Linked DNA regions of Homo sapiens: regions 1, 3, 4 and 5 are each linked to region 2. The links are chromatin loops, found by intact Hi-C in ENCODE. Cell type or tissue: IMR-90. All regions are shown on one strand.

Evidence for each region. Hi-C counts contacts between places; a loop is a spot of excess contacts. Peaks named below come from ENCODE experiments on the same cell type or tissue, not always from the same donor. Only the 100,000 strongest peaks of a DNase experiment are listed, where the experiment ranks them.
Region 1: it touches region 2 in a loop (4-fold over the local background); 35 of 110 quality-filtered maps call a loop at or near these places.
Region 3: a loop joins it to region 2, with 5 times the contacts of the local background. A loop is called at or near these places in 4 of 110 quality-filtered maps.
Region 4: it touches region 2 in a loop (4-fold over the local background); 26 of 110 quality-filtered maps call a loop at or near these places.
Region 5: it touches region 2 in a loop (3-fold over the local background); 24 of 110 quality-filtered maps call a loop at or near these places.

The regions. Positions count from the first base shown.
Region 1 is chr20:10,651,727-10,656,726 of GRCh38, reverse strand. JAG1 (jagged canonical Notch ligand 1) reads left to right here. Exons shown (of 26, transcript NM_000214.3): 5 at 269-329; 6 at 4,129-4,259; 7 at 4,477-4,596. Among named protein-coding and RNA genes, the nearest start is that of MIR6870, 4.5 kb to the right of the region's middle. In IMR-90, no CTCF peak of the experiment used is centred here; DNase peaks (open chromatin) are centred at 2,886 and 4,846; H3K4me3 peaks cover 711 bases; H3K27ac peaks cover 392 bases.
Region 2 is chr20:10,556,100-10,561,099 of GRCh38, reverse strand. It overlaps SLX4IP (SLX4 interacting protein), which reads right to left. Exons shown (of 8, transcript NM_001009608.3): 3 at 4,780-4,869; 4 at 280-400. Among named protein-coding and RNA genes, the nearest start is that of MIR6870, 91 kb to the left of the region's middle. RefSeq lists an enhancer at 1,978-2,357. In IMR-90, a CTCF peak has its summit at 2,158; DNase peaks (open chromatin) are centred at 2,179 and 4,929; H3K4me3 peaks cover 203 bases; H3K27ac peaks cover 761 bases.
Region 3 is chr20:10,905,374-10,910,373 of GRCh38, reverse strand. LOC101929413 (a long non-coding RNA gene) reads left to right here and starts at 1,102. Exons shown (of 7, transcript NR_109866.1): 1 at 1,102-1,408. In IMR-90, no CTCF peak of the experiment used is centred here; no DNase peak of the experiment used is centred here; H3K27ac peaks cover 177 bases.
Region 4 is chr20:10,467,717-10,472,716 of GRCh38, reverse strand. The region is part of intron 2 of SLX4IP (SLX4 interacting protein); the gene reads right to left. Among named protein-coding and RNA genes, the nearest start is that of SLX4IP, 35 kb to the right of the region's middle. In IMR-90, a CTCF peak has its summit at 3,022; a DNase peak (open chromatin) is centred at 2,986.
Region 5 is chr20:10,633,069-10,638,068 of GRCh38, reverse strand. JAG1 (jagged canonical Notch ligand 1) reads left to right here. Exons shown (of 26, transcript NM_000214.3): 26 at 1-385. Among named protein-coding and RNA genes, the nearest start is that of MIR6870, 14 kb to the left of the region's middle. RefSeq lists enhancers at 1-542, 543-1,339. In IMR-90, no CTCF peak of the experiment used is centred here; DNase peaks (open chromatin) are centred at 928, 1,468 and 2,748; H3K27ac peaks cover 2,134 bases.

The DNA of each region.
Region 1 (5,000 bases), 96 kb before region 2:
TGGACGAAGGTCCCCCTTCCCTCGTCAACTTGTCTGCATTTTGTCCCCAAACAATATCATGTTTTCAGAATCTGCTAACAAGGCCTTGAAGTTTAAAGCTGGTTTTGTTATTTGGGCCCCTCCCATCTTCCTCTCCTTACAAGGGACTTGATATGAGACCTGTTAAAATCGTGGAATTTGCAGACTTTAATGCAATGGGCCATTCTCATGACCGGGGCGATGCAAGGAACAGGCAGTGTGCTGACACGCCCTTCTCTGTTTTTTACAGCTATTTGCCGACAAGGCTGCAGTCCTAAGCATGGGTCTTGCAAACTCCCAGGTGACTGCAGGTAAATCAACTGGTCTTTTGTGAGATTTCTTTTAATTTTCCTTTATGTAAGAGAGGAACTGACTTTATTGTGACTATGCCTCTTTTTTCCTTGGAGAACAAGAAAGCTTTTTTAAAAAAAAAATTCAGATAGACACATCCGAAGCTTATTAAATTATACCAGCTGTCTGGTGGAATGCACACACCACTTCTCTCTTGGAATAAAAAGAAACTCTTTGGGCATAGCCAGTGACTTCATGTATTAACTGTTCTGTAAATTGATAACACATTTTTATAATCTTCCCTTATAGTGCTGATGGGCTAGATGGAGGGATGTGGGCTTGTTTCTTTGCGTCTCTCTCCTCTTCCACCAAGGCTTTCTTCTCCCAGCCCCCTCCCCGACTTTTCCCATCAATAGGCGAAAGTCCAGCATTCTTTAGAATGGGATTAGTCCAATCTCCTGGCCCCTTTGCAGGCGGGAGCTGGGTTGGTGCTGAGAGGTTAATGGCTGCCCTGGAATCTTGTCAGTTGAGCCTGATGAATGTAGACTTTTGCTGCAGTCCTTTGAAGTCTGTTCCTTTATGGTCCAGGAACAATGCGGAAGCCAAAGGGAGGCCTGCCCTGACCACTTCACGATGGCGGGTTTTGGAACTTCTTGAAATTTATATTACGCCCGTTTGGAAAAGGCTTATTTTGGGAAATATTGTTGGTGTCTGTGGTGTTTTTGGCAGTCTTAATGCTTTGCTCTCCCTCCTCCCAAATTTTAAGGAGTAACGCTAAATGGATCCTTTGAGCCTGTCACTTTTGCCCCCAAAGCTACTCTGACATGAGTAAAGGGAATCTTATGAAACATAGTCTAAACCAGTATGTCCCAAACTAATGTTATTTGGGGCTCTTATTAAAACGCAGGTCCTGATTCTATAGGTCTGGGCTGAGCCCAGGTTTCTGCATTTCTAACAAGCTCCCAAGCGATGCTGCTGATGGAACCATCAGCAATCACTGCCCCCAGACCTCAGTACTCAAAGTGTAACTTCCAGAATTAACAAGGGAGCTGTTAAAATGCAGGTTCGTGGGCTCCGTCCCACATCCATAGAATCCTAGTCCTTGGTTTGGCCCAGGAGTCTGCATTTGACAAGCTGGCCACATGACTTTGCTGCTTAGTAAATTTTGAGGCTACTCCTTTAAAGAGAACTATCTGTGGCCTTTACCTTTATGATTCCACCGCTCCGTCTGTTCCCCTCCCATGCAAGGGGGAACATGGAACTAAATTAAGAACTGGTTGTCCCGAATTGTCTCTTCCTACACTTCAGAAAGATAGTTTATTTCCTGGAAGGCTGAGGGGCTTCTCCTGCTGTCTCCCATTGGTGGCGATGGACTGTAGTATTTAACAGCATTGCTGTCCAATGCGGAGCAGGAATCCACCTACCTTAACTCTTCCTAATTAAGGGTGTTCTGGAGAAAGTCCCAATGGCAGTGCTATTAGTGATTCCAAGCCTGCTGCCTGCTCAGATGGATATCAGCGGAGGCCGACTGTGATTTGTGCTGCTGTCATCAGAACACACATACAGCTATACAGGGGAGGGCCCTCCCAGCCAGAACAACAGGCTTTGTTTCCAGAATTTAGCCCTTTCTCTTTCGAAGTCCCACCTCCCTCTCCCTGCCCAGACACGCACTGATGGCCTTATTTACTTAAGGTGCGACTTTCCCACACATCATTTGCATAGTCTCCCAGCCCAGTTTTCCCTCCCTACCTTGAAAGAAAGTCAAAACAGAACCTTCACGCTGAGGAAGTTCAGGTTGTGTCCTGCTGCAGAAATAGTTGAATGGCAAGTTACCTGCAAGTTGTCTTTTGGATTATGTATTACACAGGTTATTTTTTTTTTCACCCCCACATGAGAAAATTTACTGGTTTTTGTTGTTCCCAAGTAGACTGAGTCCCTTTCCCTGGGTATACATGCTTGCTTATTGCAAGCCTGCCAATAATATCAAACTTAATTATGAATCATCATCTGAGGAAAGTCACTTCAATTTCTCATGAGAATCTTAATCATATATTATTAAACTGGGATAACTTGGTTGGTGCCTCTTTTAGGGTCAGTATTTTTATTTGTTTTCTTTTGAAGTCATCCATGGCCTCTTGTGGTTGCTTTTTTATGCTTGGGGATTGAGGTCTCTTTAATTAGGTGAGGTTGGGTCCTCAGCTGCCTCTCCTTGCCTTTATGAGGCAACTTGAAGAGGGCTAGTGATCCTGAATTTGGAAGAGAATAAGGGAAGACGGTGAGAATATTGCCATTTCGTAATCAGTTCCCTCTTACTATCTTTCAGGCTAAGAATATCAGCCTTGACAGAATGGCTACACCCTTACCTCCCACTAACGTGGGTGTCCGCTTTTGAGAAATTATTTAGATTGTAATTTTGTTCTTATCTTACTCCTTTAGTCACTTGTCACGTTGACATTCCATTTTACATAAACCAGAATCCAGTGTCTAACTTTAAACCACACATTCTAGTGATTTCTTTGCATGTGGGTGTGCATAGCTTGGTTTCAGAAGTTAGGAAGTGGTTAGTCAGTATTCTCAGGGGTTAAGTTGACTCTCAGCCGTGGGTGATTAGCTATTAGCTAGATCCCTATAATTTTCCCATGACAAGGATTTGCTAGCCTGCCTCCCGCTCTTGGGAAACCGAAAGCCTTTCCTTCTGGGGAGCTAGAGGGGGCGGGGGTTGTTTTCCAGAGTTACAGCTGAGCAGCTTAGGGGGTTGGCGCTGATCGTGGCTTTTCCCAGGTCCCGTTCTGGAAACATGTTGCCCATCCCACCCGCACCCCACCCTCCACCCTCCACCCTCCACGCTCCACCGGGAGGCTAGTTGATGTTTCTCCCTGCCTTCCCCCACCCTTGTTAAAGCTTGGCTCTTGAGAAGGCAATTAAAGTTTCAGAGGGCTTGAAAATTCAAGGGAGAGTGGTTTGAGACGCTGCCCCCTCTCCCACCCCAGATGAAAGTTGTTGTATTTGTTTTTGTTTTTGCTTGGGGATCAGAGGCACTATTTGGCCCCAAAAGAGTATGATTAATCAAGGTGCTTATATAAAAGAACCTCAACTCCGCCAATACTAGATAAATTAAGCAGACTGCTTTCTTTTTTTTTTCTTTTCTTGGCAAAGCAAGAAATCACTATAAATTAGCACACAGTAATGGGACACAAATTATGGAGTTGGTTCCAAGTGTTGTCATTTCCTTCTCCTTCCCTATAGAAGTGGGTTTAGAGAGCCTACTCTGGCTTTGGCCAAGGGAGGGTGCCCCTTTCTCTCCTTGTTTTTTTAAATAAAGCGTCATCGTGAGGCAGTTTCCTGCTGCACTTGGTGGCTTGTTGCATTTCTGTGCACTGGGGTCATGACTTTCTGTGCAGACAAAGAGCAGAGTGGCAAGTGCAGCGTCTGCAGAGACTTTGGCATAGCTCTCTTGTCACCGAGAGAGTCCTTTCCTCTATAGTCTGTCGCAACTAGGTGCACGGGTTGATTTATTCCATGCCTTCACCTTTGGCTCACTCGTGTGAGCCTGAGAAGAGAGTGGCTTTGTGAAGGGCATCCCCATGCTGGCCTCTTCCCAAACAGCCCTCCTTTTGTCAGGAGTCGGCTGGGAGGGGACCTCAGCTCAACTGTGAAAATGTTTGTTTATACGGAGCCCCTGATGAGCCTTGGGAGTCTACCTTCCTGTCCCCAGAAACAAAACAGAAAAAGCCTGGACTTTGCAGTCTTCCATTTGAATTGTACAGGTGTCTCTTAACGTTCAAAAGGCTAACCTGGAGGTGTGCTGTGTGTCTCCAGGTGCCAGTACGGCTGGCAAGGCCTGTACTGTGATAAGTGCATCCCACACCCGGGATGCGTCCACGGCATCTGTAATGAGCCCTGGCAGTGCCTCTGTGAGACCAACTGGGGCGGCCAGCTCTGTGACAAAGGTATGGCCCTTAGGGATGAGACCCAGGGTGGGATCTGGGGGTGGGATGGCACTAATTTGGTTTCTAATTTTATTGGCAGGGGCTTTTATTCTGAATTCTCCTTGAATGCTGTGTGGGTTTTCTGGTTTTTCTTTTTAAAAGACGACTGGGGCTAGAAACATGGTGGGTTCGCCATCTTCACAGGCGTCTCTTAGTGACTCCAGGATCTTTTTGGCAGATCTCAATTACTGTGGGACTCATCAGCCGTGTCTCAACGGGGGAACTTGTAGCAACACAGGCCCTGACAAATATCAGTGTTCCTGCCCTGAGGGGTATTCAGGACCCAACTGTGAAATTGGTAAGTGGTCCAAGATGAATGAGAGCCCTTTGTCTAATTTTTCTGTACTCAGCTTTTAAAAAATATACTTAAGGACTTGTTTAAGGAAAAAAAAGTGAAAATAGCTTCCAAAGATAGGCCTTATCCCAACCATTCTATAAGCCTTTGTAACTTTCAAGTCTCTAAAGTTTTTTGGGTGATGCTGATTCGTATAGGAGGCAGCGGGAGATGAAATGACCCCAGCTCTGAGATGTCTTGGAATGTGGTTAGAGACAGCTCAGCGAGAAAGATGACTTCCTTTCTTTCCTAGACACAGCAGGGTTCTATCACACGCTTGCTTTTGGTTTTTGAAATATGCTTGCACTAGTGGCTGTGGTGTGGGATTCGGTTGGAGGGGGGTGTGGGGAGGTAACGGTGTGCAGGCA
Region 2 (5,000 bases):
AAAATAAAAAAACCTTAAAAATAAAAAACAATCCTTTAAACAATTTACAGTTTCCTTAGGAATGTTTTATTTGCTATTTTTATACATTTTGCCTACCATTAAAAGTCCTGAGGGCTCTTCAGTTAATTTTCTTTACCCAAACAAAGTATCTTCATTAGGACATATTTTTAAAATGTATCACTATACTAACATGACAGTCAGAGTCAAACATAATTGCCATCTCTACGGAGCAGAAATTCTATTTATTTTTTGTCCAAAATCAAAGTGCTCTGTGCCTACCTTTTAAGGACAAGGGATTGGATCTTGTGAATTCTGCATTTGATGGCCTGTGCTGTTTGCGAACTTCCAAGTACTCCTGAACTCTTGAATCAATGGTTTCTTTTAACAGTAAACAGACTTCCTAAAGCAAATAAAAAATTAGATATAACCTTCAAATTTAATGCAAAAAAATTAACATATATATTAAAAAGTTAACAATGAACATTTCATTTCATTTTGCTTTTTAATTTAGCTGTGAATGTTGAAAGGAATGTCATATGTGCTCATGAATAACACCGCAAATTTAAATTTGCTACTGAAGTTTGCTCGAAACCATGATGTTGGCTCACTGTGTGATCTGGGAAAGTCATTTCATTTCTTTCTGCCTCAGTTTCATATTTCTAAAAGAAAGATAAAAATATTTCAGTGTAAACATCAGGGCAAGGAGGTAATAAGTATGGTAAAGAATGCTTTCATATAAGTATCAATCAGTTGTACTGTGACAAATAGAAGAAATAAGTCAAGAAGAGCCAACACTGGCTGGCATCAAGGGCCCCAGGGAAACACCCAGTGTGGCCAGGGGACTGTAGACAGGGATGGGGCCAGGAGTAAGGGCATATTCATCCACTGCTGGTGCAACGGCATGGGGAACCCACACCACAGCCCAGTCAACAGCAAGCAGCCCCCCATGGTTTTAGGGGACTGTTTCATGTTTATAGGCACAGTGTTGCTAGATCTTTGTTCAAAAGGAGTCAGAAACAGTAATTTTTATATAAACTATCCCATTTTTCAAACTTGGTCTAAAAATTTTTAAAAATCTAAACACCATCATTCATTAGTTTCTGGTCTTGGGTTTACAAATCTACTCAAGAAGGAAACTGTTGAGCAGTGAGTTAAGCAGAGAACTGGAAATCACTAATCCTATTTTCTTCTACGCTCTTGTTGATGATACTGTATATGCCTTTGTTTTTGTAAAAACGTACTACACTCATGTACTAACAGTGAAAATAATATAATTTCTCTAAAGTAGATTAACATTTATTAGGCGACAGAAACACATGGTTTTAATTCAATTTCAGTATTCCTTATCACTAGTAAGTTTCAGGATAGGTCAATTGTTTTATTGTTTTGGTGTTATTTATAATAAAGGTAAACAAAAATTTAAGCCCAACACAATGGGAAGATACTCTTTGCAGTTGTTTCCTGCACTAACAGGAAATTGTGACCTAATGTAGAAAAAGAGAGTAAAATCATACACAAATCTAAATTTCTTAATTTAGATTAAGAACTGATGTATAAGAACTGATGATTCCTGTTTAATTCCCAAAGACTGCAGAAAACTCAGAGTTGCCCAGGTCACCTCAAACCTGTTTTGCTGGTTTCTTGCAATGTCATCTCAGGTTGATCTCTTAGAATCTTCACAAATTAAAACAACAAAATTTTTAGCTGTTCTAAAGAGCAATGATAGCAAAACTTTTCCTTTATTAAAAACACTTGTACTCCTCAAACAATATAGAAAACCCTTGATTTAACTCATGAGTGTGAGTTTCTAGATAAAGTACAAACACTGGTTTCCTCTCTCCTGCTTTTCATGTTGCAGCCTAAAGATGCAGTGCCTCATGGAATACAGAGATATCCCTTTACAGTTGAGTGTTTCGGCATTGTTCACACAACAAAAAGGCAGCCTTGCCGCCTCATAGGTTTTTTTTTTTTTAAAAAACAATTAAAGAATTTTGCTTCACATGCAGAGTTCAACTATGACTGGGCTAGAAAATATGTGAAAGACATACATGGAAACAAGGATTGCTAAAATTTGGCTATAAATGCCCTATAAGGCTAAAACTAAAAATAGCATGACAAAAATAAAGCAAAGGCTCATACACACAAACTTTCTCCCTCTAGCTGTGGGGCTTTCCTTCTGTGAGTCAGTTTGACGAATGCAAGGTAGACCAAGTGCAGTGTGATAGACACCAGTAACCGACCACACCACACGTCATGAAGCTTTCTCTTCAGAACCACAACAATGCAAGAAAAGAAAACTTCTCAGCTACCTTTGAGGGGCAGATAAGAAGAACAAGTTAAAATCAGTGCTCAAGACAGAGATGCAGAGGGCATCTCTAGGCTAACGGGCTGTGCTCGCTTCCTCGAGTTGACACATGGAACAGTTTGACTTCAACTGTTTGGGTACAAAGACTACTCGTGCTGCACTCAAAATAAACATATGTTAATACATGTAATTAGTTCTTTTTTCTAAAAAGGAACTGGATATTCTTAGGCTTTCACTGTATAAAATGACTGTTAAAATGGAATCAAATTGGTTGCTCATAAAATCCCAATCATGAGAGGATCTAAGGATAAAGAAGATGAAAGCCTGGGGACACTGAACCTAAGCTAAAGTCATAGCCTTTCTTCAACTAGCTTTTCTCCTTTCTTACGCACACACAAATGATCCCAGAGGAATTTTAACATCAGCGAATTGTTTTTTTTTTTTTTTTTTTTTGAGACAGGGTCTCACTCTGCCACCCATGGTGGAGTTCAGTGGCATGATCACAACTCTCACTGCAGCCTTAACCTCCTGGGCTCAAGTGATCCCCCCACCTCAGCCTCCAGAGTAGCTGGGATTCCAGACACAAGCCACCACATCTGGCTAATTTTTATACTTTTTATAGAGATGGGGGTTCACCATGTTGCCCAGGCTGGTCTTGAACTCCTAGACTCAGGCAATCCGCCTGCCTTGGGCTCCCAAAGTGCTGGGATTACAGGTGTGTGTCACTGCACCTGGCCAATATACATTTTAAAAGGGCAAATTAAAGAAGCAGCAGCAAACCGACCATTTGGTTTTGAGAGGCAAGCTCAGCCTGCTACAGCGACCTGCCCCTTGCAGCTGCCAGTGCAGCACTGCTCTGCAGGTCCTGTCATGCACTGCACAGCTTTGCTAAGTCATGCCCTGCTGCCCTCAAGTAGGTACTATGAGCATCCACGCAGCTGCATGTGGCTCCTAAAAAAACAAAAACCTAGCCTCACGCTTTGGCTATGAGGTGATTCACACACCCAGGGCTTTATTCTAAAGCATTCCAAATTAACTGAATCTTGGGCAAAACGGACTCAATATTAACAAGAAAGGTCTAAGGCCGATAAAGGTCTAAGGTGGCAAAGCCGAAAGGGAATGGAGAACAGGCCTGGAATGGTGGATTCCATAACATTGTTAATTTAAGTCAAGTCAGAAGATTTTGGGGTGAGGTCCCCTTGGGTGACTATTGGTCACTTTGGGGAAACGAGTGAACAGTTTTGAATCACAGCAACATGCGTTAGTAAGCTAGGAGTGGAATTATATGAAGGTAAGTGGCAGTAGGAGATGTTGATTGACTTGCTAAATATTTAAAAGTCCTGAAGAGAAGAGTCCACAGTTATTTACCTGAATGATAAATCCCACCATACAGAACCTTGTGCCTTCCTTTTCTCAGCTTTAGGTCACCAGGTATTCTTTGCAAAATAATGACAGCAAAGTCTTGATAATATTATCCTTTGAATGAAAATGTATTATCCTATAAAATCTTTTTTGGGGGGTGGGGATCTTTTTTCTAGTGAGCTCCAAAAGCTAATTAAAAGCAATTATCACAGAAAAGGGTGGCTTTTTGTTTTTTCACCACTGTCAATAGTTTCTTCGCCATATACTATATTTTAACAAATCTGATTTTTATTTCTCAGTCTAAAAAGCAACTGTGGTAAATGGACATCACGGATAATGATATTTTTAAAGGTGTGTAAAAGCCACAAGCTGGTTACTCCTGCTCTCTGGTGAGCAGGGATCAGAGAAGGAGGCAAAGCAATGGTGAGAGCTCAGTGCAGCTTGTAAGCCTCCACCACAAGCAGCACTTGGGTGGGATTGTTGAAACTTAGAACCAGGAGTGAATTTGGCATCTAGGCAAACCTCTTCACTTTCAGATGAGGAGGCTGAGGCTCAGTGAAGTCCAGCATCATGCTCTGCTAAGCCCCCGGCTACTGGCTTTCCTGACTGACCATTGTGAGAAGGAACACCGTCAAGTATTTCCTGACTTGTCAAAGGCTCATGATAATACAAGGATGATAGAAAATAAAAGCTGAGGCTTTAAGATGGGTGTGAAGGTTCAGCCTTGTGTTAACTGCCACACCTGCTTCAGGTGCTCAGGCCATCCTTCACAACCAGTCAGGTTAAAATCCCTGATTACTGAAATAGTCACTTTAACTTCTTCTTCTTCTTCTCCTCTTTTTGAATATATAGAAATCCTTCCCCCAAAACAAAGAGGTATAAAATGTCTGGTTTAAATAATACAGTATCATATGAAGTTTATGAATGTGTCAGTTTCTGAAGGAAAAAAAAAGTGGGTGCATATGTGTCTGTCATTGGGAATACAATTGTTTTTCAAGGATTAAATACGCAACATTTTTTTCCCACTAACAGAAATGAAAGCTGGAAAGAGCTGATATTTCTTATAGCAGCAGCAGCTACTTGCAATTAAATAGTAGAAAGTTTTGTTGTACCTCTTTCTTCTGTTCAGAAAACCAGCTTGTATCTTTGTTTGAACCTTGTGGCAAGATATGAAGATCCACGAGGACAGCAAAATTCCCACACTGAAAGACATTAATGGCAGAGTCAGTGTCTGTGCGGCTCATGCCCAGCAAACAATGAGAGAAAATCTCACAAATTCCTATGTGGTTGCTCATGATGAAATGGCAACAAAGTTCACTACTAGACAGAACTT
Region 3 (5,000 bases), 350 kb before region 2:
TCAGCTTATGAAATGTAAATTTCTTCATTCCTCTTTAACTTAGGGGTCGCTTTAACCTAGAGAAGTCACACTACTTTCCCCCTTTTTAATTTTTTTTCTTTAGAAGAGAAGGGATGCAATCTGTAAAAACTGAAATGGAAAGACTCATGACACCCAAGTCACTTTTTTTAAAAGAACATTCCCACAGGTGCTATAGTCAGTAATTTAGTCTCTAAATTGCAGCTTTCTCTTCTGTAAGCTGAAGATTGATTTATATTTATGGAGTGCTTACTGTAACTACTAGATACACTAGGTATACATATAACAGACAGTAATATGCCTGTCTCATATGATGATTGTGAAGACTTTTAATAAGCTATCTCACATACAGCACAGAGCACAGAGCAGTAGTGAGTGAGTATACAGAAATGTCAATCATCACTGATAATTATCATCATGAATCATGGTGAGACTTAAGAGGTCTAAGGACTGAGAATTAATGTCTCTATTATGGTTAATAAAGTGATTGAGAGCCCAAGTTTTAGAGCCTAGTATGCTTTGACTCCAAGCTCCATTCCACTATTTCCACATATGTAACTTTTAGTAAGTTATTTAAGCTCTTTAAGCCTCAGTGTCCTCATCTGTAAAATGGAGTTAATAAAGCATTTACCTCAAAGCATTGCTATAAGAGTTGTGCTTATATATGTGTACTTAGCACAGTGTTTTACATATCAATATATGCTTTACAGATCATTATATGGTATTATTAATTATTAATATTACCTGCTTATTTAATGTATTTTTATTTTAAAGATATAAAATTGGCCCAAAGCACAAATGTATACCTACTCCTTCACATACCTTAAAAATACAGATTATTTTCATAATCAGTTGGTTTGATAATAAACATATTCTTCAGTCCTTGGAAATGTTTCAACCAAAGTGTCACCAACTCATATAAGAGTTGAACATGAAGAGAGCAATCAAGCAGAGAAACTAAGCCTGGGAGAACATTGCATGGTGCATTAATCAAGGACAGCAATCTTTGCAGTTGTAACAAACAGCCCCACATCATAGTGGCTTAACACAAAGTATAGTTACTTACTGCCCACGTTATAGTTCAGTGCAGGTCTGCAGGAAGGGCCTGCCTCCACTCATGCAGGTACCTGGGATCACCTGTCCATTGGCTACACTGCCCTTTAGGGCCTCCAAATCCCCAGCTGAATTATTCCCATCCATCTAGTAGGAAAGGAAAAAAGAATGTTGAAGGATCATGCAAAATGTTTTAGGGGCCAGTCCTGGACGTAAAATATGTTACATTGGCTAGAATGCTGTTACACATTGCCACCTATTTCAAGAGATGCTGAGATTTGGAGTCTTCTTGGGTGCCCAGAGATTTGAGTATCACCTAGCACTGTTTCTGCTTCAGGTGAGTAGAAGGAGCTCACTTTACATCCATCAACCTGATTTAAATAACTAAACAAACAGCTACAAGCTTCAATGAAAATGCCTTACCCAGACGGAGTATTTCATCCTTGCAAAAGGTGCTCCCATAATATATGGTCCAACCTAGAACAATTTTAAGAGAGAAACAAAGTGGTTAAGAGTGGTAATAAATCTAAATGATATTTTGAAATTTTAAAAATTAATTATTGATTTTAATTTGTTGGTGGAACTATAAAATAGTTCTAGTCAAAACTATTTTTGAAAAATAATATTTTTTAATCAACATAGAATATATCCATATATATTAAAATTATTTTAAATACAATGTTTATTATATGAACATTAAAAATAACGTAAGCAAAACAGTTTTTCTTGGTATATATTTATATATATTAATTGGGGTTTTTTTAGCCACATGGGACTCATACCATATTACTGGTATTTTAATATGTCTTCAATATTATTATTTTTCTTATTTTTATAAAATGCCTGAGATCTTTTCAAAATCACATGATTAAAGTATGTGAATTTCTCTATTGTTTTAAAGAAAAAATATCCCTTGACATTGGCTGTGATACCTACCAACCTGGTAATATGTCTTCAATATTATCTTATTATTTTTCTTATTTTTATAAAATACCTGAGATCTTTTCAAAATCGCATGATTAAAGTATGTGAATTTCTCTATTGTTTTAAAGAAAAAATATCCCTTGACATTGGCTGTGATACCTACCAAGCTCACAGTAAGTTTTGCTAAATGAATATTGTACAAGTCAGTTCAAGCTTATATAACAAAACACCACAGATTGGGTATTATTTCTTATAATTCTAGAGACTGAGAAGTCCAAGATCAAGGTGCTAGTGGATTCAGTTTCTCATGAAGGCTCTCTTTCTGGTTTATAGACAGCCACTTCTTGCTGTGTCCAAAGGGAGAGAGGAAGAGAAAGCTCCCTTCCTTTGGGTCAGAGCTCCACTCTTATGACCTCATTTAACTTTTATTACCTCCGAAAAGTTCTATCTCTAAATACAGTGACACTGTGGGGTAGAGCTTCAAAATATAAATCTGGGGAACACACAACTCAATCCATAGCAATGCTATTATTCTTTACTAAAATATAAAAATGTTGTTTCAGCCCTAAAATATGTACTGTATATGTACTGACTTTTTGCCTGTCCTCAGAGTGCTTGTATTAGGCAAATATTTTACAAGCAAAACTTATCAAAAAAAACTTTATGATACTTTTGAATGTTTCGCTAAACATAAATGTAACAGAATCACAGACCTTCTCAATTTTATTTTATTTCAGTATATGCAATGCAACTTTATTCTGTTAAAAACAGGAGGTCTATCAATAGTTTCTTACCACAAGGTGAGTTTTTCCATAGCATAATTATAGACTTTCAAATGGAAATTGTACACGCCATTTGAGCTTTCACTGTTTAATATGTATATTGTGTAGAAATAAATTTGAATATCTTCCTGCCTGCAAGCTTTGTTGTCAACAATTGCAGGTCCCTAAGAGTTTCAACTGCTGACTTCTTGACACTTAGTCCATTGAATACTTTGATTTAAATATTCCCAACTGATTTTGAGCAAGAAGCTCATTTACAAAAATATAGTTTTTCTTTGTCAGAGTGAACTTCTAAAACCTTTACTTAAATTCCATGAACTAGGTGAGAAAAAAAACCATTCAACCCATTAATGGAGCCACCTTAACTAATCTCTTTGAAGCATGCCTTGCGAGCATCATACAGTCAGCCTCAGGAGAACCATGGCATAACTGGTTGGAAACTGAATGTCCAATAGGGACAGAGCCTTGAGCTCTTCTCCCACCACTATATCCAGAAAAAGTTACCCAACAGTAGCTACTTCTGCCTGACTACACAATGCATGCTTCCCTTGAAAGGGATATGTTGATTTTGATGCATCTGGAAAGAGTTAGGAAGAGAAAAATGGATCATCTCTGTTTCTTTTCAGATTTGACCACTTGTTGAAATGAAAACTCTGTTTATTTCATGTGCGTCTCACTCACTTTTAGGCAAGGTCATGGAAGAAGTGAAAGCACAATGCAGAGGTCTTCCAAGTCTATCCCAGGTTATTTTAACACAAATACTGATAATAATTTTTCACTTAAGGGGAAATATCTTGGACAAATGCTAACCTGGATAGATAACAGGACAAAAGATGTAGAGCTGAATGTCCCAGACAAACTAGTACATACAGTTGATATGGTCACTCTACCTTTGTACCCCTTCCCAATTAATGCCTTAGAGGTTTCTGCATGAAAATCAAAAAGTGTATCTATCATCCAGGCATTCCAAATGGGATCTTTTTTGCACACAGCATCTGCTATGTCCTGATGAAAACTCAGTTGCTTCACGAGGGCTTTGCTAGTCATTCTCTGTCCTCTTCCTGTGATCTTTTAGATTCCAAGTGGATAGCGGAGGACACAGCACAAACTGGACAAACTGGCTAAAATTACCCAGAGCCCTCTAGTGTGGAAAAATACAGCAGAGAGGGCGAAAAAATCATTTTTAACACTCAAAAAGCAAGGGGGTGCTGGGTGTGATGGCAGGGGTGTGGGTGGGGGCCATGGTGGTCCTGAGCATAGGATCTCAGTTATGCTGCTTTAATCCCCACCTATATTCCTAATGCACTTTGGGATTCCACTGGCAAAGCTACCATTGACCTGTACACCAAATCTTAATTTTAAAGACAAGGAGATACACTCCCTGCATGTAATCCCCAAAGCTCAAAACAGCTAGTTTTAGAACAAATTAATAAAATTCAGCTTTCCACCCCAGATGGCAAACCCCAGTATTATTTATTTCAAGAGCTAGTTGAGACTGAAAAGATAAACAGGCTGAAGAAAGAGAAATAAAGCAAACAGGCAGTTTTGTTATAGTTTACATCTGCAATTCTATCCCTGAAATATCTCTTCTAGCAGCTTTCCAAGATAGATTATTGTCTGCACTTAATCAAGACATTTCTTTTTTTTTTTTTAAACTGTCACCAGGAAACTAAGACATTACACCAAATCATTCATTTACCTATTCATTCACTCTCAAATGTTCATTCAACACACATTTGTCAAACACTTTCAGAAACAAATGCTACCTCAGGTTCCACAAAGCCACAGTACTTCCCAGAAGAAGAAAACAAAATTTGTTAAGGTTGTGGGGTGTTTCTTAGATACAGTCGTGGGGATATTCACAATATTTAACAATCATTGCAGCATGGGCTCCAGTCAATCAGAATGACAGCCCTGCCACATAACCAATAAGGAAGGATAAAGCTTATGGATACAATGTGGCCACTGAAACAGCCCTGGAGCAAACCCAATTCCTGAGAATGGTAAAGACAGATCTTAGTGAATAACACTTCTAAATGCTGTGAAAGCAAAAGTAGGTTGAGCCTTAGTGTCAAAGTTATCATGCCTTATTTTCAAAAGAACCAAAAGGAAAAACTGTTTAGAATAGACACATCTCCCTTCATTTCCTTGTGTCAATTCGAGGTGAAAACTTGAGAAGTTAGTGGATGCCACTTATATATAAACATGGTACATGTCCCTTCC
Region 4 (5,000 bases), 88 kb after region 2:
TATTTAATTAACCCTATTATTTAACAGATGTGTACAAAAGCTCAGAAAGACTCAAGTCACTTCCCAAGGTGCTGGTCAATCTTAAGGCCCTGGTTCAAACCCAGGCCTTTCTGCCTCCAAAGGCCAAATTATTTCCATTATACCATGCACACAAAAATCCCTTAAATAAAAATGTATAGTATTACCAGGCCGGGCATGGTGGTTCACGTCTGTAATCCCAGCACTTTGGGAGTCCAAGGCACGCAGATCACGAGGTCAGGAGATCAAGACCATCCTGGCTAACACTGTGAAACTCTGTCTCTACTAAAAATACAAAAAATTAGCCGGGCGTGGTGGCAGGCGACTGTAGTCCCAGCTACTCGGGAGGCTAAGGCAGGAGAATAGCGTGAACCTGGGAGGCACAGGTTGCAGTAAGCCGAGATCGTGCCACTGCACTCGAGCCTGGGCGACAGAGCCAGACTCCATCTCAAAAAAAAAAAAAAGTATAGTATTACGGAAATGTAGAGTTTGACAGGCCCTTAGAAACTCCCTAATTCAACATCTCATTTAATAGATAAGAAAACTATAATAAACAAATAAGAAAACTACACTAAACAATTTCCAAAGATGGCCACCAACAATCCCTTCCCTCCTCTGGAGGTACGCTGCTCCTTCCATCAAGAGGCAGTTATTTCCTCTCCTCTTGACCTTGTGATTTGCTGCCCAATAGAATACAGTGGAAATAATAGTGTGCCAGTTCCAGAGGTAGCCCTTAGGAAGCTGGCAGCTTCCACTTTCATGTGCTCTGGGGAAGCTAGATGCCATGTTGTAAGGGAGCTCAAGCCAGATTACTGAGTGATGAGACACCTTGTGAAGAGAGAGGGTATCATTGAGAAGAACTAAACATGTGAGTGAAGTCTTCTAGAGCTTTGTAGCCTGGTCAGTAACCAAATGCATCTGAGTGATTGACCCCAGCCAAAGACAAATAAAGCAGAAAAACTGCCCAGCTGGATTTTCTGACCCATTGAAATATGAGAATAGTGGGGCTTCTTTGTCACACAGATACAGATAACGGAAACAAAAGAGGCTAGCTGACTTGCCCCTAGATAGGAATCAATAGCAAGGACTAAAATCTAACAACCCTAACTTCTAATCCTGACCACCTGCCACTGTAGCCCAAAGTATAAACTGATTAACAAATAGTGCACCCAACAGACTGGCTGCCCTATGGCTTTTCCACAACATCCCATTCAGAAACATGTCTGAAAAAAATTACTGGGCTCATCTGGTCATAACCCAGCTATGCTGGGTGCTCTGGTATCTCTTTTTCACTAACCTTTATTTAATGATATTAGTTTGACACATTAATTTCTCACTGCAAACTACCTGAGGTTAGGGATGGGCAATCATCAGCCTCATCTGTGTCTATAGTGCCTAACCCAGGGCCTTGCATGATGAGGATAAATAAAGATTTGCTAATTGAGCCCTCACATATGAAAAGAATTAGACTACTCCTCACTCCCAAGAATTATGAGACCAGGAACAAATAAGTCAAGGCCAAGTCCCTCAAATACCATACAGCATGTCACTGTAAGATAATAAAATAATTACTGACAGCCTAAGACATGCATAAAATGTTATTTTCCCACTTTCACAGCATTATGTCTTTTATATTAATTTGATATCCAAAAGAAACCCTGTAAAACAGACACTGCTGTTAATCCTACCTTATAGCTGAAGAAATAAGATGCTCAAAGGGGTAATAAAATTCACCCAAAGTCATCCAGTTTTCAAAAGTGAAACCACAACATGCATTCAGGAATCCTGATTAAAAGTCTGATATTTTAATTTTCTAGAATCCTTTCCTCAAAGACTTGATGATCTAAATTTCAAGAAGTGCTATCAAAGAACCTAGAGTAAAATGAATAGATTTAGAGAACCACAAAAATTTAGAACCAGACATGATCTCAATACTAATCAGTAACATATGGTGAATTTTTCAGGTAATAAGGATCCGGATGCTAGACCTGGTACATACCTTACCAGAATCTATATAATGCTATTCCACTGTGGAACAAACAGCATGACATTCTTTTTTCACCTCATATTAAACTCGCAAAATATAGCACAAGTGTGTGCATGTGTGTATGTGAGTGTTTAAGGTAACTATTAATAACCTGATTATTTCCAACAGTCTGAAAATCAGTGTTTTTGTCACATGACACTCACATGGGACAAAGTGACACATATAGAGGCCTAGCTTCCTGTATTACTTAATCATGGATATTCCAAGAGCCTACTACTAGAGAAGTATCTCAAAGCACAATTAGCAAACACTATGCATCGTTACATTATTTGGCTAATGACGGCTACGCTGCTGTACGTTTTTGCCATTTCAATGGAATGTCATTTCCATGGAATTCTCTGGGACTGTAAATTGCAAGGACACTCTCAATCGCTACCCCATCCCTCACTTTCTCAACCAAGCATCCCCCAAACTAAGAGTAATAATAACAAAAAGGAAAGGTGAGTCGGATGAGCAGTAATGGTAATAAAACTATGACTTCAAGGATTTCTTTCCAGACTCGACTGGCCCCCTCCAGCCCTTACTGCTGGGACCAGGGCGGAACTGGGGTCCCAAAGCTTTCAAAGGACAAAGAGGATCCTTACTCTCCGACCATCATCTCCAGGTTCCTGAATCTGGAAAGGAAGTACTGAAGAGGCAGTCTTGTGTCACTCTGAGAATGCTTTCCCTGGGGCCACTTTGGATAGTTTTCGTCGTTGGGACTGTCTTCCCTCGGTGTTTGGTGGTGGTACATCCTAGTGAGGAGGACTCTATGACAGAAGCAATCTAAATATACACATTCATAAAAGGCTAGGGATGCAAGTGTGCACATACAACCACCAGGCAAACAAACAGGCATTTAGGATGTCATAGTAACGTGGGCACGAGCCAACGACTGTAAAAGCACTTTAGTTGCTGTGCTTCTTTAGATCACAGCGGGAAGATACTTTATAAAACATTGGAACAATGATGCCCCCTACAGCCCTCAGAGAGAATCCAAGGTGCTTACTGAGTTCATCTATTTGGTAAGAGATCCTGAGTTTACTTTTCTGGTAAGAATTAATTTTTACACTAGAATAAGTAATAAAAACACATGCTTTGTACATATGTTGGAAAAAATTAAAAGTATCAAGGTCTAACACTAAGAAATTATTAAAATAAAATATAATGTCTAGACAATCAAAACCATTATACTGAAACATTTTACTTTTCTGAAGCATATAGAAGCAAATTCTATGGATTGTCATCTTGATTATTAATAGAGATTATTTTCAAAAGAATTATTAAAAATATTTTCAAAGTGGAACTGTGGACTCCTAAAAGGAGAAATAGGTTGAGATGATTTTTTTTTTAAAAAAACAAATATACCACAAATTGAAGATTACAACATTCCCTGACTGGAACTGAAAAAAAGACCAGTAAGAAATAATCCAAAGCTGGAGTGACTTCCCTGTTCTCTATGAGCCAAGACGAAGAAACTTGTCATCTTTGGGACAAGGAAAGTGGGGGGTACTGGGCACTTCAGAAATGCTTTAGACCACACTTGTCCAACTCGCTGCCCAGGATGGCTTTGAATGCAGCCCAACACAAATGTGTAAACTTTCTTAAAACATTATGAGATTTTTTTTGCGATTTTTTTTTAAAGCTATTGTTAGTATAAGTGTATTTTATGTGTGGCCCAAGACAATTCTTCTTCCAGTGTGGCCCAGGGAAGCCAAAAGATTGGACACCCCTGCTTTAGATTATTCAAGGTCTGTGCAGATATGAAAGAAGCATAGGACAGCTCCTTCTTCCCAGGGAATGTGGCTAGGCATAATGTATATAAAAGCAGATGTATATCACCTCAAGATGATGTTCTTAGGAAAGAAAACAAATTGGAAATATATATAAAACATAACATAAACTGCACATAACAGTCAAAAAAACACATAGCAAGAGAGAAATCAATATGGGAAAGGTTTAGATGTGTAACAAAGAAAAAGCAAGTCATTCACTGGTCAAGCTTGGAAAAAGCTGAAGGGTGTGGACCAAGGAAGAAAAGGTGAGAGATAGCAAACAGAGGGAAAACCACAGAAAAGCCAGATGACTGCAGGAAATGCAAATGCATTAGTTTCACAGGAATAAGTGGGCCACGTTCCCCAGTTCCAAGATGAAAACAAACATGGGTCCAAGTTAAAAAGGAAGGGGAGAGTAATTATCAGAATGCCTTACGTCTAGCTGGAGAGTTCAGATTAGATCCATTTAAACAAAAGGAATTACCCTGATCACCTAAGCAAGGAAGTAACATGATGAATATGATGTTAAGAAAACATTACCCTGGCACTTGTCTAGATGAACTGGAATGGTAAGAGAAGAGAGGCACAGAGGTCCTCAGAGATTAACATGGACATAAAAACAAGGACAATAAAGGCTTGAATTTCTAAGAGGAGTAAATTCAAGATGCTCTGCAGAGCAGGAATGCGTTTAGTAAGTGACTAAAGAATGAAGGACGAGACATCATTTGGCAAGCCCAGGGTGTGTGGAGGCAGCATCAGAGACTTTCAAAGCAAAAATCAGCTTAGATGAAAGCCATGATAAACTCAGTTCTTTGTTTGAAGTTTTAGGGATCAATGTAGGCAGAAACTTCTTGGAGGCAGGTGGAAAGTTGAGACTAAAAAGGAGGATAAGAAGCCAGAGCTGTATTTACACATTTTTAGTCATCCAAAAAAAGAACAGACTAGTTTATCTATTATCACATGAGGAAAGGACTGGGAAAATGAAGCCTAGAAAACTGGGTGTCTGGCCAGAAAGGCAGAGAGAACTCTTAGAAAAAAAAAATTAATTTCAAGTCCAAGAACTTTGTTTCAAAGTCATCAACACTCAGAGCAGATGCCTTACAGAGTGAGAAGGTATCTAAAAGCTCTAAGCCTGAGATAAAACTCATTGGGTGACTGCTGGTGTGAAAACTTTTACTAAT
Region 5 (5,000 bases), 77 kb before region 2:
TGTTATATGAACATACAAATGCATCTTTGATGTGTTGTTCTTGGCAATAAATTTTGAAAAGTAATATTTATTAAATTTTTTTGTATGAAAACATGGAACAGTGTGGCCTCTTCTGAGCTTACGTAGTTCTACCGGCTTTGCCATGTGCTTCTGCCACCCTGCTGAGTCTGTTCTGGTAATCGGGGTATAATAGGCTCTGCCTGACAGAGGGATGGAGGAAGAACTGAAAGGCTTTTCAACCACAAAACTCATCTGGAGTTCTCAAAGACCTGGGGCTGCTGTGAAGCTGGAACTGCGGGAGCCCCATCTAGGGGAGCCTTGATTCCCTTGTTATTCAACAGCAAGTGTGAATACTGCTTGAATAAACACCACTGGATTAATGGCCTGTAGTGTCGAGGTGAATTGTTTGTGAGCAATCAGGGGAACTGGCCACAGCACTGAAAGGGTTTTAAAGGGTTTGGAATTGGTGTTGGGAAACGAGCAGGGAGATTTAATGTCTGCCTCTTTTTTTTCCCTGGCTACTTAGATTCATATTAATGTCCTGTTGTAAGGGTGTGGTCTGAAATGACTCTTGTGCACATTTACCCATGGGGTGGTTTCCTCACGGCACAGGAGGTGGTAGTTGCAAGCTTCTGGTGTTCGGGCTCATCACTCATCACCTTGTTCCCAGGGAATGAGTGTTCTGGCCTCACCATGCAGCCTTGGAGTGCTGGTGTTCTGGTCTTCTGTGAGGTTCCAGAGTTGGGCTGTCCCCACCTGTCACGGGCAGGAGAACTCTGGTTCTCTCACTTGTGGCTGGTGGAGGCCCTGCCCCCGCATCGCGTGGTGGGGTGTGGGAGAAGCTTTGCCTCTGGCACCTCTGCGGAAGGAATAAGCTGTGGTAACAAGCACATGGACAGCTTCCAGCAGCCGTGCAGAGTCACCAGGACTCTGCTTCTGGCTAGGAAAGCCAAAGCTCACCCTTCTCAGAGCCATCCCCCAGCACTTCAACATTCAGGCCTGTCCACCCACGTCCGGTTTTCATACAACTGGCACAGCAGACTTTGAATGGAGGAAAAGCTGATGGGGATGTTTTTCTTTGTTCTCGGGGAAACATTTTTTCTTCTAGGCTTGGAGTTGTGCTAAGGAACATCTTAAGAATGAAAGATGAGCTTTAAGTGTCCTGGGATCCTTGTGCATGAGCAGAGGCCATCGAGGGATTTGGGATTGTGACAACCCTAAGAGGGCCAACACTGTTTTGGCTCATTGGGGAGGTGGCCTGAAGGACCCGGACAGCGAAGAGTTGAGGTTTCCATGACATCTCCCTGCCCTAGCGTAGCTCCGCTTTCTCACCAATGTCTGCCAGTAGACAGCTGGGTTTCCACAAGGTGGGGTCAAAGGGAGGGAGAAATCTAGATCCTACTAGCCAGGAGACAGTCATTTCGCAGCAGTGGAGTCAAACACTATCCTGAAGCAAAACCTTGTTCTGGTGGTTTGTAAACTTGGATTCTGCAGGACCCCAGAATTCCTTGGGTAGCTGCCAGATGCTTTTGTGCCAAGAAAAAAAAAAAAAAAAGTTGAATGAGTCTCTGCAATTCTTTATTCCAGGAGGGAAGGGATCTTGGGATTCATGGGTGTTGTCTTAACTCACCTTCTGTCTGGGACACCCCTGGTATTGGGAGGGCATAGATCAGCCTCCTCTGGATGTGGCTCAGTGCCAGGACTTTAATTGTGAAGGGTGGATTTTCCCCTTCCTTCAGGAAGAAGGAAGCAGGCAATGGTGCTCTGGTTATCCTGGGGTTAGGAAAGTTGAGAGGAAGGGACTCAGTGCCTTTACCATTCATTCCCCAGGAACGCCCTGGGCTCTCTTTAAAGGGGCCCTGGAAGAAAAAATTTTCAGTCCAGAAACTTGGCTAACTAGAACTCTAGCATTAGAATATCCCATGAAACTCCAGGAAAGAACACTTAAAGCTGGTGTTTTTTTAGGATGGGAAGCTCTGTCCTGAGATTCTATACTTCCATGATGTAGAATTTGAATAGAAAGTGGAGGGGGAGGATGTATCTTAATTGACTAAAAGCCAAAGGAGACTCAGTGGTGATTTGCGAGAGGGTTTACAGTTTGAAGATGCAGATTTCCAGGACTGGTCCATGACCCTATTAGACCAGATGCACCAGAAGTGGAGCCTGGGAATTTGAATTTTTGACAAGCTCGCTCTTCCTCCCCGACTCATGCACTCTAAAAATTGGGAGCAACTCTGCTAAAGTGCTACAGTACCAGCTCTTAACTAATTATAATGTTTTTCTTCCTTGTTAAACTGAATTAAATAGCCTGGAAGCCAGTTTGTTGCTAAATTGCCACCTGACATCATTTTTAAGTAAAATGATTACACCGCCCCTTGAGCAAGATGTGGTCTAAGTGCTTCATGCCTATTAGCTGATCTGAGGGGTCAGTGAGTCAAAATGAACTTATTCTGTAATATTTCTTAGGTAGCAAGGAGCAAAATGGGCCAGAGCGTGGGTTTCCCACCTTTCCAAATGGCTTACACCTGTCTGCTCCAAAGTGAGCAAAGGTGCAGCAAAAAACCAGTTGCCTTTAAAGGAAAAAAAAAGTTCTACAGGCCTTTCGGGCTTTGAAACTTGGGCTGAGCAATGCTCCACCATTTCCGTTTCGACTGTGGGTCTCTTTCTTGCCTCTACTGGGAATGAGAAACAGGAGTTCAGAGGTTCCTGGTCTGGGAAGACATACAACAAGCACATGGGTTATGGGAAGCCTCCTCCTGCTAATGTGTATTTATACTTTGTAAGCTCTGATTCATCCAAGCATTGGAACAGAAATCTGCTTCCTGAGGTTCTGTTTTTAAATAGATAGTTTGCAAAAACAACAATTATTTTTCTTAACATTTTTTTTCCACCCCACAAGCAGCTAAACATCCCAGCTCAGGGTATGTCAGTCTCCAGCAATGCCAACAAACAGCTTGGTTATCTGAGCTAGAAGGGTGCCCTGAGGCAGTTCTCTACAGTTCTGGCCCCAGAAGTCTTAAAAACAAAGTTTAGAAACCATTAGGGCAATCTTGTTGCATCACTTCAAATCCACGAGGTATTTCGGGGTCTATTAAAAATAACGAATTTCCGTTTGCGAACCATTGCCTTCCAATGGCTGTTAAAATAAAACTAAGAGCAGGTTGGGGGGAGTGATGCTTGTAGGGCCGCCGTGGTATCGCTGCCTGGCAGCCGAGGAGCCTAAACCCTGCCCGGCAGCCTCTGAGATCATGTCAAAAGGGTGCGGCTCTCTTGCTTTGGACATATATTCTACCTGTATTACTTGCTCTTGCATGCTGGGCACAACCTTCCTGGCTTAGAGTGTGTTTCTTTCAAGTCCAAGACAGCTTTTACAAGTCTCAAATTATGTATCATTATGCCTGGGTCCAGTATTAACCTGTGATACGCAAGTCAGGAAAATTAACCTGGAGAATAAAGGCTCTTAAATCCAGTAAGAACCTTGAATTGAGGTCTGCCTGCTGCCTTTTCCAACCCACCCGCACTGCAAATATCCACACCAGGGCACCCAAGGGTTGAGTTATCCAGAAAGCAAACGCAGATGCCAGCAACATGAAAGTAACAGCTTTGTTTTAAAGAGAAGCTCTCTTGGCAGGGCTGGTGGTGCTCATCGGTGATCCTCGGGGGAAATACAAGTTTGCAGCTGGCTTCCTAATCACTACTCAGTCAACCAAACAGGTTCGCCCCCTCTGTTCTGCACCTGAAGAGTGAAAAGCTGTTTTAGTTCACCCTTGCTGAGATATGTGCAGTTGAAATACCTTTATCATAGATGTTACATGTGAAACACCTTTATCACAGGATGTTAATGCAATCAAGGACCTTATCCATCAAAGGATCCAACCCCCACTACTTTCCCAGAAGAGGAAACTGAGGCCCAGAGAGGTTCAAGGACTTGTCTGAAGTTATACAGAGTTAGCAATAGCCAGAACTAGAACTCTGGGCTCCTGCTTCTTGGGCTGCTGTGTTTTCTGCCTCTTCTGGGAATTTGCGAGGTTTATGCCGGCATCCTGCCCTTAGTGTGATTTTAAAAGGTAAAACCTTGGGAGATCAGCACTTCACAAAAATGGATGCAAAGTCTCAAGGGAGGTCACAGGAAGCGACTGCTACGACAGTGTCGCCAATCTGAACTGGTTCTGCCTAGAAAGTGACATCTGTATAAACCCAGGAGCAATAGGTGTTTTCTGCATCAAAGGAAGATTAAGCCCTGCTCCTTTGTAGGCTGTTCCTTTGTTCTTGGGAAGTTTCTGATTTCCCTTTTAGTTTTTGCTTCATAGAATTAAAATGAGTTGCAGGAAAAGAGGTTCAGAAAGGAAATCAACAGCCTCACTAGGTCTTATTGCTGCCTGTGTGTGTGCACGCATATGCACACATGCACATTTTACAGGTGTTTTCAGAACCACACTGCTGCTCACCGGGGCTGAGATGCAGGTGCCAGGGTCCTCGCCAGTGTCAGGTGATTGCAATTATCATTAGGCCTCATCCCACGTTCTCTAACCACTCCCACTCCCCCTGGCAGCTTCCTTCCAGGTTATCACCACAAAAACACCTGAGCATTTAACAGGACTAAAATCCAGATCGCTTGAATGTGATGAAGTTCGCCACGTCCAGTGTGCGGTTGGGCCAGTTCAGACACACCTGAGAGTTCCTGGAACTGCCTGTGGGCAGCTCTGCTTCCTCCACCTGACATCCCCAAAAGGCTACTCCTCCACAACCTGTTTGTCGTGTCAGGGTAGGCCAGAAGTACATTCTATGTAGAAGTTTCCTCTGCGCCCAGGCACCCACACTGAGTGACTTGGAAAAACCCCATCCCCAAGACAGAAACATAAACCCTCCAAGTTCAGGACATGAACAATCAGATACCCTCAGGGGCTCTCTCTGGCTTTGCAGTGATGTTACTTTAGAAGAATTTTTAAAGAATTCAAGGCATAAAGCAGAAAGGAAGAGCGCAAACGTGACATGTCCTA